2 separate regions of the Homo sapiens genome follow, and region 2 is linked to region 1. Evidence: chromatin contacts called from ENCODE Hi-C or POLR2A ChIA-PET data. All regions are on one chromosome and are shown on one strand. Each heading gives the region's core, a stretch centred on a gene start or an enhancer-like site at or near the end of the contact. The rest is flanking DNA. Distances are from core to core; before and after follow the strand shown.

The links. A loop is a pair of places that touch in the nucleus more often than their neighbours do. ChIA-PET counts read pairs that join two places held with the same protein, here RNA polymerase II (POLR2A). Pooled maps may share reads with other maps.
Region 2: a loop to region 1 is called in a pooled map, with 3 times the contacts of the local background. The contact joins the promoter of DCAF7 here to the enhancer-like site in region 1. A Hi-C loop is called at or near these places in 3 of 50 pooled maps. POLR2A ChIA-PET finds 5 or more read pairs at or near these places in 2 of 52 experiments (BJ and activated naive CD4-positive, alpha-beta T cell).

Annotation. Positions count from the first base shown.
Region 1 is chr17:62,452,370-62,455,533 of GRCh38, reverse strand. It overlaps METTL2A (methyltransferase 2A, tRNA N3-cytidine), which reads right to left. Exons shown (of 9, transcript NM_181725.4): 9 at 2,149-3,164. Among named protein-coding and RNA genes, the nearest start is that of TLK2, 25 kb to the left of the region's middle. Within about 2 kb of position 1,418, at least 3 of the 41 ENCODE cell types and tissues checked have a DNase peak (open chromatin) inside an H3K27ac peak, as active enhancers do.
Region 2 is chr17:63,549,098-63,551,995 of GRCh38, reverse strand. DCAF7 (DDB1 and CUL4 associated factor 7) reads right to left here and starts at 1,519. Exons shown (of 7, transcript NM_005828.5): 1 at 1,181-1,519. The coding sequence starts at 1,318. RefSeq lists silencers at 1,026-1,175, 1,196-1,245 and enhancers at 1,396-1,475, 1,916-2,305, 1,605-2,589.

The DNA.
Region 1 (3,164 bases), core at 169-2,668:
ATTACAGGCATGAGCCACTGCACCCTGTCAGAAACTCATAATTTAATGAGCTCGATTGAATGTTGGCCTTAATCGTCCACAAAATATTGAGGGGTAATGAGAAGCAAGGCTGAAGAGGGTGACGGGGGCTTGTCAGTAGCAGGGCTCTTCAGGGCCCTCGCCATTCTGCTCACCCTTAGAGGGTTTCTCAAGCGTGCCACTGCTGATAAATGTTCCTCCCTCCCTCCCTTCTTTCCTTCTTCCCTTTCTCTCTCTCTTTTTTTTTTTTTTTTTTTTTTTGAAGGAGTCTCACTCTGTCACCCAGGCTGAAGTGCAGTGGCGTGATCTCGGCTCACTGAAACCTCAGCCTCCTGGGTTCAAGCTATTCTCCTGCCTCGGCTCCCCCGGTAGCTGGGATTACAGGCATGGGTCACCACACCCGGCTACTTTTCTTTTTCTTTCTTACCTTTCCTTCGTTCTCTCTCCCTCTCTCCTTCCTTCTTTCCTTTCTATCTCTCTCTCTTTTCTTTTCTTTTTTGAGACGGAGTCTTGCTGTGTCACCCAGCAGTGGTGTGATCACAGCTCACTGAAGCCTTGAACTTCTGGGCTCAAGCGATCCTCTCACCTCAGCCACCTGAGTAGCTAGGACTACACGCAGGCACCGCCACGCCTGGCTAATTTTTTATTTTTTTGTATGAACAGGATGCTGCTATGTTACCCAGGCTGGTCTTGAACTCCTGGACTCAAGCGATCCTCCCATCTTGGCCTCCCAAAGTGCTGGGATTACAGGTGTGAGCCACCACACCTGGCTATAACATTAAATTTTAATGGCAAAATCCAAATTCAGAGAATGGAAGTAGAGAATGAATGAATGAAGGCAGTGTGAGGCTCATCTGTGGGTAAAGATGCCAAGCTTGAGGCTGGAGTCAAGGCTACCATGTCTCAGGGTCCCCAGTGGGGTATTAAATCGGACTGTGGTGATTTGTCCTGAAACCTGGTCATGGAGTGTGTTTCACTGGCTACAGAGACAATGTCCAACCTTGAGCCAAGACACTTATTTAAATAAAATGAGGCAGTCATGATGCAATGTTTCAGTGTTTTCACCTGGGAAATTCACCATGAGCACTTCTTCTACCTCTTAACCAGGGTTCCCAAATCACAACCTGTAGACCAAAGTAGGAAGCACACACAAATCTGCAACGCATCAACGCAGCCAGGCTCTGAAAATAGCAGCTGCAGCCACAAACCAAAGAACAGGCCTTTGTGAACAGACTGAAAGAAACTGCTTGTCCTGAGCTCATCTTTTAAGCCACAGAGAGAACTCCTTACTCCTACTAAAGTATGTCTTTAAGCAAAGATAGGAATCAATTACATCCAAGTAGGATGTCTTAGCACGTTAGATTTTCCCTTTCTCACTAAGTTTCCAAGTCCTAATTTTCCTACCAGAGCCCAAGAGAATATGAACTTATATGAAAAGAGGTGGCTGACCCATTGTACATAGGTTTGATAGCATTAACAGAGGCCAGGCTCTGCATGAATCCTGCAAGACCAGGAGATGAATCCCTTTCACAGTGCAAAACCCACTTTCAGGGTGATCGCTGCCCTCAGGAACATGGTTTCACTCCAATAGCTCCAGTGCATCTGTCTCAAACTGTCTCTCATTTTTCAAACAACATTGAATTTATCTCTCACCCTAATTAACACGACTTAGAAAGGTAAATCAGTTTCAGAAACACTTCTGTTAGATTCACACTGAAACCACACAACTTCCTGAGCAGCTTCACACCTGGAGCCACCTTCCAGCCCCGCATAGCACCTTTCTTTTTTTTTTTTTTTTTGAGATGGAGTCTTGCTCTGTCACCCAGGCTGGTGTGCAATCTCTGCTCACTGCAATCTCCGCCTCCTGGGTTCAAGCAATTCTCCTGCCTCAGCCTCCCCAGTAGCTGGGATTACAGGCTCCCACCACCATGCCTGGCTAAATTTTTTTATTTTTTATTTTTAGTAGAGATGGGTTCTGCCATGTTGGCCAGGCTGGTCTCAAACTCCTGACCTCAGGTGATCCGCCAGCCACGGCCTCCCAAAGTGCTGGGATTACAAGCATGAGCCACCACGCCCGACCCACCATTCTTGCATTAAGCATATTAAGAGATACCATTCAGAGCCAGACTCATAGTTGAGACAGTATTTATTTTTTAAGTGGCACTGAGGTCATATACTTTAATCCCTCCCAACAAATGTAACAGTCCTCTGCCCATCATTAGCGATTCTGAGGATGAAACGTTATGCAAAGTCCCTTGCAGAGTCAAATTTGGCCTGAGAGATAAAAAGTCGAGCTTAGCAGATGGCAGAGAATAAAAGGGAGCAGGGGCAGGAGAAGGCTCGTCTTTTTAATCTAAGCCCAAAGCCCAAACCAGGTGCCAGAAAGATAAAATAAAAACTGTGCCTATAGTGTTGAAATGCTTTAGGGATGCTGAAGGACAGTCTTTAGAGAATCATTTAAATTAATGTATCTATTCTTCATTTCAAAAGATAAATGAAATACCATCCCAGTGATTCAGTTTTTTCCAGTTTTAAGTAAATACAGTAATGGAAAAGATGGGAGCTCTCTTCCTCCCTTCATTCTTTGCTCCCACCTCTGAAAACCCATTAAGTGGGGCCAGTCGCAGTGGCTCATCCCAGCACTTTGGGAGGCCGAGGTGGGAGGATTGCTTGAGCTCAGGAGTTCAAGACCAGCCTGGGACACATGATGAAACCCTGTCTCTACAAAAAATACAAAAATTAGGCTTGGTGGCACATGCCTGTAGTCCCATCTACTTGGGAGGCTGGGGTGGGAGAATCACCTGAGCCTGGGAGGTCGAGGCTGCAGTGAGCAGTGATCGTGCTGCTGCATTCCAGCCTGGGTGAGCCTGTCTCAAAAACAACAACAAATAACCCCACAAGAAACTCAAATACCCATGGGTCCATATTGAGACAAGTAAATCAGATATGAGAAAGCTTTTCTGTACAAAATACCAACCAATCAGTGTAGAAGGAATGGAAGCATCAGAAACCACTATTTGGCAACTATCATAGTTATTCAGCCAAAAAGCAGCAATAGATACTGAAACTAGGGGGTAGAAGTTTGATGAGGAACAGGATATTTAGTCTCAAAGCACTTCCCTACAAAATACTTATTAACTTTACAG
Region 2 (2,898 bases), core at 270-2,769, 1.1 Mb before region 1:
AGCAATTCTCCAGCCTCAGACTTCCGAGTAGCTGGGACTACAGGCGCACTAAGCTACGCCCGGCTTTTTTTTTTTTTTTTTTTTTTTTTTTTTTTTTTTTTTTTGTATTTTAGTAGAGACGGGGTTTCACCGTGTTACCCAGGCTGGTCGCGAACTCCTGAGCTCAGGTAATCCGCCCGCCTCGGCCTCCCAAAGTCCTGGGATTACAGGCGTGAGCCACCGCGCCCGGCCAGTTTTACTCTTCTTAAATCTGATGTTCATGGCATAAAGCAGGAGTAGTGGCTTTAAATATCACTAGCCACAGCTTTCAGTTGCTCTGATCGCTATCATTCACAACTTTGAGTAAAAGGAAGAAAGAAAATTCTTCCAACTGACTTATTCAACTTTCAAAAATGAGTTTGTTGCAATGCCAGTTTAAAAGCTCCCCTACTACACCGTGCTTCTATAAAGGATTCTCAAATTGATGTATGTCCAGCAAGACTTACTACTAAAGGTCACACAACTGTACTAGCACGAAACAAGCCAAGAGATAAGGCCCTGTCATCCTTCTGTGTTCAGGAAACAACGGCGGGATCATGCCACAGGCCAAGATTTCCAAAGAGATTGCTTTAGAGAGAATGGATATCAGGAAGCAAGAGCAACAGTAATTCTGGCAGAAGGGCTAGGATCCATGAGTACCCGGGGGGGGTGGGAGTAGGGGGCGGGGAAGCTTGTACAATAGATCGTCTTAATAGAAATCTAGTGTGGCCAGGAGTGCACGACCACCAATAGAAGCGCCTGCATTTTCCTTCACAGCTATCACTCTCTCTTCCCTTCCCCGCCCACCAACGAAAGCAATGCGGCAGGAGTGGAGAGCACGGGATGAATAAATGGAGTATCTTTGGGGCGTAAACCCGGTTTTAAGACCTGTTTCCACCCCGAAATAGCTGCCTGACCCAGGCAAGTCACAAAACCGTGCCTCAGTTTCCCCACTACACTGCCGACTACACAAGAATGCTGCCTGGATTAAAGGAGACAGACAACGAGTACGAAACCTTCAGCACAGGGCCAGACAGAGGAACCGCTCCGTGGCCCTAGGGCGAGTCCGCAAGAGGGTTCTGAGGCCTGGGCTCCGGCCCGGAAAGGGCGCTCCCGGGGCCCGCTCCCCGCCAGCTGGGTTCCGAGCCCCTGCCCGGCCCACCTTGTTGTTGTACTCCTCCACGAAGCTGCCCAGCGCCAAGCGAAAGCGCTTATCGGGCCGCACACTCCAGTTCATCGCGTAGACTGTCCAGGGCGCTTCATACTTGTAGATCTCCTTCCGTTTGCCGTGCAGGGACATGGTGGCCACGGGGCCGCAGTACGGGCCGGGTCAACAGTGGGCTGCGGCGGGCGGGGAGCCGAGCCTGAGATCTATGGGTCCGAAGGGAGGAGAGGAGGGGGCGGGCAGGAACGGCCTAACCCGGAAGCGGGGATGCGGCGACAAACAACGACGACGGCCGAGCCCGACCCCTAGTTTCAAACCAGCTTGGGAACGGACGACAACCACCTTCCGTTTTGGGACGCCGCCCCGCCCTCTCGGAACGGAAGCCGCCGGACCCCCGCAGCGGCACCGGCCGTTGGTTGCCTGACACGTCCTTTCGAAAGGATTCTTTCTTGTCATTGGTTATTGCGGCCGTAGCGTCTGAAATCTCCTCGCTATTGGGTTAAATGTTTGTCATTGCAACTACTCGCCCCGCCCAACTCTCGGAGGCAGGCGCTTTGGCAGCCCCAAAGGTCATTGGTTGGCCAAGATGTCAGTCAGGCAGATAACGGCTCAGTGCGGGTGGTGGGGGCGTGGGTGGCCTGGAGGCGAGCGTGCTGTAGCAGCGGGCCTCCAAGTTCTAGGCCAAGTCTCTGAGAGTGAAACCGTCTGTGACCTGCGCTGACTTCCCCTCCGCTGCTGCTGTTCTGAGCGGCCTCTCCACGCTGTCGAGTAAAAGTACAATTCTGCCTTAGTGGAAGACCTACTGACTTTCGCGGGACAGAGCCCTGCGGCCTGGCAGCCTGGCCTGCGCCCAACGGGTACCACCTTCCCGCCCCATCTCTTCCCAGGGCCCTTTTAACCCGAAAGCTGCTCTCTCCGTGCCTCAGGGACAGGCTTCGGGCGCGCAGATGCGCTCAGGGCCAGGCCAGCTTGAGTCAGGCCCTCCCGCGCTTTCCTGCAGGATCTAGAAATGTCCCCGAATTCTGGGGTAGGCACCGACCCGACCAGCTTGGCTCTGTTTTTGTCAGTTCCCATCCTGTACCCTTCCCGCCGTGGATCCCAACGCAAATGCTAATCCAGCCCCAAAGGTATCTGTGCCTGTGAGTTGGAAAAGGGGAAGGGCCAGAGACCAAATGACACCTTTATATAAATTATTTCCAATTCTCAGCTTTCATCAAAATTGAAGGAGGTTTGTATTGAATTGTTGGATGATAACATTAAATACTTTTTTTTTTTTTTTTTAAAGACAGGGTCTTGCCCTGTCACCCAGGCTGGAGTGCACTGGTGTGATAAGGGCTCACTGTAGCCTGGACTGCCTAGGTTCAAACGATTCCCCCACTTTAGCCTCTGGAGTAGCTGGAACCACAGACATTTGCCACCACACCTAGCTATTTTTAAATTATTATTTGTAGAGATGAGATCTCTCCATGTTGCCCAGGCTGATCTCGAACTCCTGGGCTCAAGCGATCCTCCCACATCAGCATCCTAAAGTACTGGGATTACAGGCTTGAGCCACCATTCTGGGCACTAAATATAATTTTTAATGATAAATGATTTTTCCACCTCCCAGGTTCAAGTGATTCTCCTGCTTCAGCCTCCCGAGTAGCTGAGATTACAGGGGTGCACCACCACAGCCAGCTAATTTTTGTATTTTTAGTAGAGATGGGGTTTCACCA